2 separate regions of the Homo sapiens genome follow, and region 2 is linked to region 1. The links are chromatin loops, found by intact Hi-C in ENCODE. Cell type or tissue: ovary. All regions are shown on one strand.

Region 1 (5,000 bases):
GTCCTGCAGGAACCCAGGCCCAGGGAGGGACCCAGACACTGGTGAGGCGGGGCAGGGGTTCCTGGAGAGAGGGCAGCGAGGATCTCTATCCTGGCCTGGGGATTATGAACATAGGTAGCCGGGGCAGGGCCCTGGGTGGGACTGTGGCCTCCACTGGCCTCACCAAAGTGCCTGGGCCCCAATCCTTCTCCATGCCCAGGGGCCCCAGGTGGGCCAGACCTCTGGCCTGTTCCTCAGCCCTACTCATGGGGACATTCAGGGACCTCCAGGAAGTGGGCGGGGGAGCATCCACCCCTGCTAGCCGGCAGCTGTGGCCCTGATCAAATCAGGGGCTGGGGAGGGAAAGTGGGTCCATTGAGGTGGCCCTGCTCCATCAGCCCCCTACGGGACTTGTGTTCATTACAGTGAGGGGGTGCTCCCACTGTCTCCCGGCCTCCCTAATGCTCCCTCTGCTGCAGGGAGAAGGGTTCCAAGATCACAAAATGTCAACAATGCTGGCCTCCTGGACCAGACCCCGAGGCTCTAACAATGCACTCTGAGATCCCTACCCTTGCCGTTGGTCTCTGTCGCTGACTCGAGGCACCTAACATCCATTCACACCCAACACAGGCCAGCGACTTCTGGGGCTCAGCCACAGACATGGTTTGTCACTGTTGAGCTTCTGTTCCTAGAGAATCCTAGAGGCTTGATTGGCCCAGGCTGCTGTGTGTGCTGGAGGCAAAGAATCCCTACCTCCTAGGGGTGAAAGGAAATGAAAATGGAAAGTTCTTGTAGCGCAAGGCCTGACATGGGTAGCTGCTCAATAAATGCTAGTGTGTTATTTCATCTTCTGAGTCCTGTGGAGTTGGTAATGATTCCCATTTCACAGATGAGGAAACTGAGGCTTGGCAGGGGTGAGAAATTTGCCCCAGGCCACACCTCCCAGCAGATCTCAACAGTGGTAGAGCCAGGCTTGAATCCAGCTCTGCCAGATCCCAAAGTAAAAGTTCTCAGCTGCCTCACACTTGGCAGGGGGGTGGGGTGGGGGTGGGGGGTTACTCTGGACAGAGAAGGGTCTAGGATCCCAGGGTGATAAGGTCACTGGGCTGGGGTCTGGGACAGCCTGGGAATGGGTGGGCAGGCACAGCTGGGCTGTGATGGTGGCTCTGCTGCACAGTGGGAGGGGGCCCTGGCAGGGCAGTGGGTGGATGGGGTGTCTTCCAGGCCTGGGGTGCTTTTGGAGCGCTTATGGGGATGGGCTGCCCCGAGATGAGGCTGGGCTGGGGTGGGGTATCCAGGCAGGGGGAAAGGCAGAGCCTTGGCCGGGCAGAGTGACCAGAGCATCCCCAGTATCAGTGGCACAGCCTGGATGGGGGGCAGGGTGGCCCCTTGAGGTTCAGACAGGGTGTCAGGGAAAAGGACATGGGGTAGCAGGCAGGGGTCCCGATTGGCCCTGTGCTGGGTGGGAGGAGACTGATAAAGGCTGATGCTGACCAGGTGGTACTAAGGGCCAGGCCCTATCCAGACTCTAGCTGGGAACTGCATATGGAACTTCATGGCACTCTGAGGTGAGAACTGTTTCCATGCCTACTTCACAGATGTAGAAGCAGAGGCAGGAAAGGGGTTAGTTATTTGCTGAGCACCGCAGCCCCTAAGTGGAGGAGTGAGGACTGGAGCCCAGGCCCCAGCTCCAGAACCTGTGAGCTGTTTCTTCCTTAAAGATGCTCGTGGAAGAGGTTGTCCTGGGAATAAGAGCCTCAGTACCTGGAAGGCACTCAGGACACTGGGTGGCTTTCTGCTGCTCCCAGTAACTGTCAGGGTGAGGGGGAGGAATGTCCTGTAGGTCAGGCGGAAGAACTGAGGCCAGATGAAGTGTTTGGACCTGTTTGCAGGATCTGTGCATTTTGCTGTATGTAAATTACACCACAAGTTACATCAATCCCAGTGGAGCAGGTCAGCTTCATGAAGTGGCTGAGAGGTGGCACAGCAGCCCTGACGCCCCAGTGGCTGCTGGCAGCCCTGGATAAGAGCAGGGACAGGCTGAGGACGACTGGCCATCAGACTCATGATCTGGGGAGACCTTGGGAGGCATGACCTTGCACCATGCCTGGCCAGTGAGCCAGCTGAGGCTTGGGGAGAGGGATTTCATCTTGGGAGACACAGCTCTGTTCTCTACGGGACAGACGCAGGGAGGTTCCAGCAGGAAGCAGCAGTGCCCGGCTGTAACCTGGCCCCTGCCCGGAACCCACCCCTCCAGGCTAGGCTAATAGGGCCCCAGCGGGGGCGGGGGCAGAGGCAGGCATGACCATCCCCACTCTGCTGCCTCAGGCATAAACAAAGGCGGTTGCTGGCACGGGGCCCCTCCCTGCCTAGCGGGACTCCTGGGCAGACCTAAAGGAAGACTTTTATGATGCCTCCCTGGCTGCTCAGCCAAACATTTGGGGTTTAGGGCCAGGAACTCCTCCAGGGCAGCCTGCCCTTGAGTTGGTTTCATTCAGCTTAGCCAGCACTGGCTGGGGACACCTTGCTCAGGCCCAGGGCCAACGCGTGAGGCTCTGCACCACTCTGGAAGTGACGCCGTCACGTGATTGCTAGGGAGGCCCAGGGAGCGGACGCGTGGGCTCCAGTCCCTCCGGCCTGGCTCTGAGTCCTGCCTCCTCCCCTCGATAGCTGTGTGCCTTAGTTTACTCATCTGCAAAATGGGGATGATAGCACCTACCTCCTAGGTGTTGGAGAATTAAATGAGTGAATGTTTGTGAAGGGCTTAAAGCAAGAGTAAACACTCAATTAAGCATGCTTGATTGTGGCTGTCGGCACTCATCATCACCATCATCACCACCACCATGTTACTGATGGGAAACAAACTCAGAGAGGTGAAATGGCTTGCCGAAGACTGCAGAGTTGGGCAATGGCAAAGCCAGGGAATGCACCCACATCCATCCGACTCCAACACTAGTGCCCTTTCCCCATGGCCAGGCCCTCTGGCAAACAGTGTCTTGGTGAGCATGGCATCTTGCACACTGCCTGGACTTCCACGCCCTTCCCCAGCTCATAGTCTTACCAGCAACCCCGGGAGAGGCAGGCCTCAGCACCCTTGTTGTCCAGATGAGACAGAGACCCGGATGGGAAAGGCAGTCCCACGGCCCCTCAGCGGTGGTGGCAGGGCCTGGTGGAGGGAAGTGTGGCACCTGTGGGTACATTGCTGTCTACTCAGGCTGGGGCCCGCAGAGACGGGTGCTCCCACATCCTACCCTGGAAATGCTGTTCAGCTGGAAAACATACACTGGGCTTTCTAAAGGGCCATTGGCTTTCAGCTTGAACTTTCAAAGTACAAAGTGAATTAAAAAATAGTCATAAAACAGCAGGCAGCTGAGAAATGCATCATGGATTGGCGTGTGCAGCTGGGGCTAGGGCCCTGGAGAGTACCTGTTCCACCTGCCTGTTCCACCTGCAGAGGCCCAGCCTCGGCACTGCAGCTGGACAGGGTGTGTGGGGGTGGACGAGAAGGGAGGTATCCTTTGAGGAGGCCTGCTCACCCTGGCTCAGTGCTGGCTGTCAGCGTTGTCGATTTGTGGATGGGGAAGGTGAGGCCCAGGGAGGGCTTGAAGGAGCCTGGCACCCCCTGGCAAGCAAACCAGAACCCCGGCCTCCTCCCCTCCTCACCTGGTAGCCTCCTTGCGGGGGGTGGCTGTGGTGAGCATGTGCCATGTGCCAGGCCACATGTGTGAGAGGATTGCAGAGGCCCGTGCACGGCGAGGCCCATGCCACTCTCTGCGTGCCTGGTCCTTGTTTATCCTCACAGCAGCCTCCCTGTGCAGGGTCCTGGAGCTCCATTGTCCAGGCTGGAACACCAAGGCTTAGAGGGGCCTGCAGGCCCTCGCCCATGGCCACACACGGTGGAGTGGCAGAGTGGCCAGTCTTCACCACCACCCCGGGTGTTGACCTCTGAACTCCCTGATTTTATTAGGGCTGAGGCACTGTGGACAGGGCGGGTAAAAGCCAGGACCTCAGCTCAGGGTGACCTCAGCTCAGGGTGGAGAGTGGCCTCCAGAGAAAGAATGCAGCTCTGTAGTTGCCCAGCCAGGGTTTCAGTCCTGCCTCTGCTGTATACCTGCGCTGTGGCCCCGGGCTGAGCCTCATTGCCTCCTCTATAGAGGACTCTGGTAAACAGTGGGAATGAGGCTGGCATACAGCAGGTGCATAATACATGTGACACTGGCCAGGGGCTTCTTTACCCTCTTCTGTTCTCATCACCTCTTTGACTCAGCAACAGGGCAAAGTCCTGTTTCCATCTCTGGTTTAGGGCCTCCCAGTGAGCTGCGGGGCAGCCCTTTTAGGCAGGGCCCCAGGCCAAGGCTTACCCAGCCCTCGCGTGCACCTGCCTGGGGCTGGGCCTGAGCCCTCCCTCAACCCTCCCATGGCTCCAGGCTCCTGGCTGGAGAGTTCGCAGGGTCCGTTCAGCTGAAAGGACCTGGGGACACATATCATCAGGCCTGGCGCCTGGGATGCTGGGTAGCCTCCCTGAAGCCTGCTGCACCTCCCTGCTCTTGGCCCTGGGGAATGGGGCTGGGCAGGTCACCATCTCTAAACTGTGGGAAGACACCCATCTTCCCTCGGCGAGGGTGGTCCCATACAGGGAAAATTCAGGCCTGGACTTGGATCTGTGTTTGAATCTAGGCTCTCAGTGGCTGTGGGCAAATCACTTCACGCTTTGTGCCTCAGTTTCCTCCTCTGTAAATAGCGATGATAATCCCTTCCTTCCCTAGGGTGGCTTGAGGGTCAAGGAGGCTAGGCAGGTAAAGCACCAGTCTGGGTCCCCCTCACATCCAGAATTCGCAGGTCACCCCTGCTGGTCCTGAGACAGTGACGTTCTTTTCTTTTCTTTTCTTTTCTTTTTTTTTTTTTTTTGAGACAGAGTCTCACTCTGTCACCCAGGATGGAGTGCAGCGGAGTGGCATGATCTCAGCTCACTGCAGCCTCTGCCTCCCAGGGTCAAGTGATTCTCCTGCCTCAGCCTGCCC
Region 2 (5,000 bases), 120 kb after region 1:
CCTCAAACTCTCATGGCCAGCAGGGCTCCCACCTTCCCCTGCAGCCTACACCTCACAGCCGGCCCTCACTGCCACCTGTCCAGCTGCTTGGCCAGAAGCTCTGGGCCCCTCTTCCTGCCTCACCTTCATCTCATCCATCAGTGGGTTTTGTTGGTTCCAGCTTCACAATACTTCAGAATCTAGCCACTTCTCCCAGCCCATTGAAGGTAGTCCGAGCCACTGAATCTCCTGCCTGGATCCTCACCCCTATTCTCCAGCCCCTGCCAGGGATCCTTGCTCCAAATAAATAAGACCACTTTCTCTTCTGCTTGGAACTCTCTATGGCTCCCTCCATTCCTCCTGCTCACCCTCTTTCTCCCTTCCCTCCCCTGCAGCACACCCACCTCCTGGTGGGCCCTTGAACCTGCACAGCTGGCTTCCTTCTCAGGGCCTTTACATCCCTGACGCCTCTGCCTGGACTGTCTGCATGGCCCAGTCTGTCATCTTGTCACATCTTTGCTCAGATGTCTTCTTTTCTGAGAATCCATCCCTGACCCATCCCGCCCAGCGCCCCCCGCTGTACCTGGGCACTCCCTGTCTCCTGCGTCCTGCTCTGTTTTATCCATAGCACTCATCACCACCTCCATTTATGTTTGTTTATGTATTTATTGTGTCCTCTCCCCTTGAGTGTCTGCCCCACAAGGGCAGGGATTTCTGTCTTGGTCACTGATGTACACCCAGTGCCAAGAACAGTGCTTGGTGCATAGCAGGTGCTCAATAAATCTTTGTTGAATGAAGGGATGTTTGGGTGCCGAGACATCAGCCACATCTCCGAATGGTGAGCTCCCTGAGGGCAGGGCCTGGAGCTCTCTCCCTCCTGGTGGCCCAAGGTCTGCTGGCTGCACTCAGCCACTGTCCTGGGGACTCTGCAGCCTCTGATGGCCTCGCTCTCCCTGCAGACATCAACGAGTGTGTGACGGACCTGCACACGTGCAGCCGGGGCGAGCACTGTGTGAACACACTGGGCTCCTTCCACTGCTACAAGGCACTCACCTGTGAGCCAGGCTATGCCCTCAAGGATGGCGAGTGCGAAGGTGAGAAGGGCCCAGAAGGACCAACTGGAGGCCCCGCCCCATGGCCAGTTTTGCCCCGCCCCTCCCTGGTCCCACCCCTGTCCTGCCCTGGCCACCCTTAGGCCTGGCCACGCCCCTCTCCATCCCCTCCTTTCTAGCAAGCTCCCCTTAGTTGGGTTTCCTGCTGGTGGGAAGACCCCACAATGGTGGTGTTTGGGGCGGAGATGGGAGTCTGAGGCAGGGTGAGGGCAGGCTAGGTCCACCCCGGCTTTGCTCCTGCCTGCTGGTGTCTGGGTGCCAGTTATCCCCCTTGCTGTGGCCTGGTTTGTACATTGAGGTGGAGCCCACAGAGGGTTCACTCTGTCCCTTTTACTGGAAAATTCTAGCCTTCTAATCAGAGGGAGGGGTTTCATCCAACCCTTTCAACAAGTACGTCCTGAGCTGCTCTTATGTGCCTGCCGGGTCCTGGGTACCAGGGATCCAGGGTGGGGTGCTGTGGCCCTTCTCTGACCTTGTGGTTGGGGCAGCGGGGTCCACACAGGCAAACAGAGATGGCAGAGTGACTGGGGGCTGGGGGCCCCTGTAAGTGGTGGGTTCAAGGAGGCCCCTGGAGGAGGTGACGTTGGAGTTGAGACCTGAATGAGAAGCTCCTGGGGAGGGTGTTCAGGCAGAGGGGGCAGCGTGCCAAGGCCTGTTGGGTGTGGGGAGGAAGCACTCTTGGCATGTTCCAGAAACAGAAAGACAGTCTCCGGGGTTGGAGCCTTCTTGCTACCTGTGCTACCTCCCTAAAGTGTGAACACATGACCTTACCTTAGAGATTTAGGCACACGGTGGGGATATCCCCACTTCCGCCCCCTGCAAGTGTGGGACAGCGGCTAACAAAGCAGGCTTGGGAGCCAGTCCCCCGGGTTCTGGTCCTGGTCCAGTGCTCCCCAGCAGTAGAGCCTTGTCTCTGCCTCAGCTTCCCTCCTTGTAAGATGGGGCTTGTCATGACATCTACTTCTTACGGCTGTGTGGGGTTTAAGGAAATAAATCCATCTCAGGTGCTCAGAACAATGGTGGGACCAAAGAGAAGCGCAGTAAACATGGTCACGTTGTTATTACTCCTGGGACAAAGGCCATGCCGGCAACAATGTGGCTGTGCCAGCTTCCCAGGGAGATCTTTGTGGCCATCAGGGTCATGGGTCTGAGGGCGGGGATGTGTGGGCAGGGCTGCTGAGTGTAAAGGCAGGACCTGCCCCCCAGCCCTTGACACCCAGCCTCTCCGCTGCAGACGTGGATGAGTGTGCGATGGGCACGCACACCTGCCAGCCGGGCTTCTTGTGCCAGAACACCAAGGGCTCCTTCTACTGCCAGGCCAGGCAGCGCTGCATGGATGGCTTCCTGCAGGATCCTGAAGGCAACTGTGTGGGTGAGCGGGGGCTGCAGGGCTGGGGATCATCAGCCTAGGGCTCTACTGGAGGCATTGTGGGGGCTTTTAGGGCTTTAGAGACCAGGGAGGCCTGGCTTGCTGCTCCATTCCTCTCCCAGCCCCCTTGTCCCTACCTGTGAATGGGCATGTCAAGTGTTCAACCCTGGGGGCACCACTGTCCCCAAAGTGTAGCTGCTCCTATTACCTTGAGCTGTGAAACCTTGGCTGAGTTATTATTCAGTGGCCTCTGTGAAGCTATCTGTGGGGTTGGACTGGATACGAATGAGTATCCCTTTTTTTTAACCAGTCAGCAGTGGCTATGTGATAGATCATGACCTGGCACAGACATCTACACACATCCAGGAAGAACTGCAATACCAGTGTCCCCACACAGTACTGCATGTGACACCCACTGAAATTTCCCATTTTCAGAGAATGCTAGTGAGACCTCCTAGAGTGATTCCATGCCGTACTCGAGGGTTGAGACTTAACAGTTTTACAGATGCCGGCCTAGTCCCCAAGTGGGTCTGAGATTCTACCCGCTCTGCGCCCCCCATCAACTCCTTCCAAAAAAGGGTTTGCTTAGTCTCTGTGCCTCTAAAACTTCTTGTTAATGTGCTGTGCTTCCCTGGCAGCTAGACCCCTGGCACGTGGTTGGTGTAGTTATCCTAGCACTCAGCCTCGATCCCGCCCTGCCTCCAGCTGCTCTGTTGGGCAGATGTGAGAGGGCGTAGGGCCAGCCATCAGGTGCTTGGGTTCTGGGAGGTGTATCCCTTGGGTAGTGGGGCACAGGGGTAGGACAGTCTGGCCCTGCAACTCTGACCAGGGCAGGTCTGGAGCCCAGGACCGACCCCCTCCCAGTGTGGCCCTGGGAGGGGCTGGGGCCTGGGAGGACACCATGCCGGGCTCCCTGTCACCTACACCTGCCTCTGCAGACATCAACGAGTGCACGTCACTGTCCGAGCCATGTCGGCCAGGCTTCAGCTGCATCAACACGGTGGGCTCCTACACATGCCAGAGGAACCCGCTGATCTGCGCGCGCGGCTACCACGCCAGCGATGATGGGACCAAGTGTGTGGGTAAGGCCAGCCGCCTCCGCCCTGCCAGCCAGCCCGGCCTGCCCGCTTCCCCACCCCTGGGAGGTGTGTGTGGAGGGAGCCCCAGGCCTCAAGGTACCCTGCTCACCCCCCACAGACGTGAATGAGTGTGAGACAGGTGTGCACCGCTGCGGTGAGGGCCAAGTGTGCCACAACCTCCCTGGCTCCTACCGCTGTGACTGCAAAGCCGGCTTTCAGCGGGATGCCTTTGGCCGGGGCTGCATCGGTAGGTAGGCTGGTGGCCAGGACCCCTGGGGAACACCTGGCTGGTCCCCTGCCCTCTGTGCACTCCACCTCCCCATGCCCAGCACCTCCACTGCCTGAGTGGGGCCCACCTGCTGGAGTCCACAAGGTCGCCTTCCAGCTGGCCTCATCCTCCTGCTGGGCCTGCCAGGACCTGGCTCTGGCCCCCGCCCCCACCTTCTCAGTCCCTCCTGTCTCATCTCTGTGCCTCTGCCCCTCTTACTCTGGTCTTTCCTGCTTCCCTCGGTCTCTGTCACCATCTCTTCTTGTCTGTTGCTTTGCCTGTGTCTGTCCCTCTGGCCTCTTCCTCTCGCCTTCCTCCAATACCCTTGCTGCCTCCCCGCCACCTGGTCTCTTTGCCTCTCTCTTTCCCTGTCCTGGCCTCTCCCTGTCTTTCCTTCTGGGTCCCTCTCCCACTTAGCCTCCCCTTCGGCCCTGGATGGCCCTTGGGGGTGGAGGGAGCTGGCTTTAGGGCCACCTACCCTGTACCTGCTGCCTGCCCTCCCACAGACGTGAATGAGTGCTGGGCCTCGCCAGGCCGCCTGTGCCAGCACACGTGTGAGAACACACTCGGCTCCTACCGCTGTTCCTGCGCCTCCGGGTTCCTGCTAGCAGCGGACGGCAAGCGCTGTGAAGGTAGGCTGGCCCTCATCTCTGACCCTATGCCGCCTGGTATCTGTAGTGGGCAGACCCGCCGTGGAAGGCCCAGAGCCTTCTGTGACCCTTCACCCTTACACCTTCACCCTCACACCTTCACCCATGCTGGCCCTTCCTTCCTCCTCTGTCTGGCCCAACCCTCTCTGGCCTCCACTCTCACCTTCCTTCTGTTGTTTTCTGCCCTGAATTCCCCTGCTGAGGTCCTGGGGCTCCAGCTCCCTCAGTCCAGAGAGGCTGGGTCTCTGTGTCATCTGTACCCACAAATAGGGTATCTGAGGCATCCAAGGTCCGTGTACCTACCTGTGCGGGACGCGCCTGTGGCTGAGGGAGGGGCTGTAACATTATTCCCATGTGTGTTCATGGTGCTGTTGGCCCCAGCTCAGTGGGGACTGGTGTGGAGTAAGGCCACCAGGCTGCTCAGTGAGGGGGCGAGGGGCCAAGCCAGAAGGCCATGGGGTCTTGGCCCCATTTACCTGGCACGGTCTTTCCCAGCCCCTCCCCAGCCTGGAGGCAATTTCCTCATTTTCTCCTGGTGAGGTG

Evidence for each region. Hi-C counts contacts between places; a loop is a spot of excess contacts. Peaks named below come from ENCODE experiments on the same cell type or tissue, not always from the same donor. Only the 100,000 strongest peaks of a DNase experiment are listed, where the experiment ranks them.
Region 2: a loop joins it to region 1, with 2.2 times the contacts of the local background. A loop is called at or near these places in 5 of 110 quality-filtered maps.

Annotation. Positions count from the first base shown.
Region 1 is chr3:13,505,592-13,510,591 of GRCh38, forward strand. HDAC11 (histone deacetylase 11) reads left to right here. Exons shown (of 10, transcript NM_024827.4): 10 at 1-825. Among named protein-coding and RNA genes, the nearest start is that of HDAC11, 28 kb to the left of the region's middle. In ovary, no CTCF peak of the experiment used is centred here; no DNase peak of the experiment used is centred here.
Region 2 is chr3:13,625,507-13,630,506 of GRCh38, forward strand. It overlaps FBLN2 (fibulin 2), which reads left to right. Exons shown (of 18, transcript NM_001004019.2): 10 at 939-1,073; 11 at 2,326-2,463; 12 at 3,399-3,542; 13 at 3,658-3,786; 14 at 4,314-4,439. Among named protein-coding and RNA genes, the nearest start is that of SNORA93, 9.6 kb to the left of the region's middle. In ovary, no CTCF peak of the experiment used is centred here; no DNase peak of the experiment used is centred here.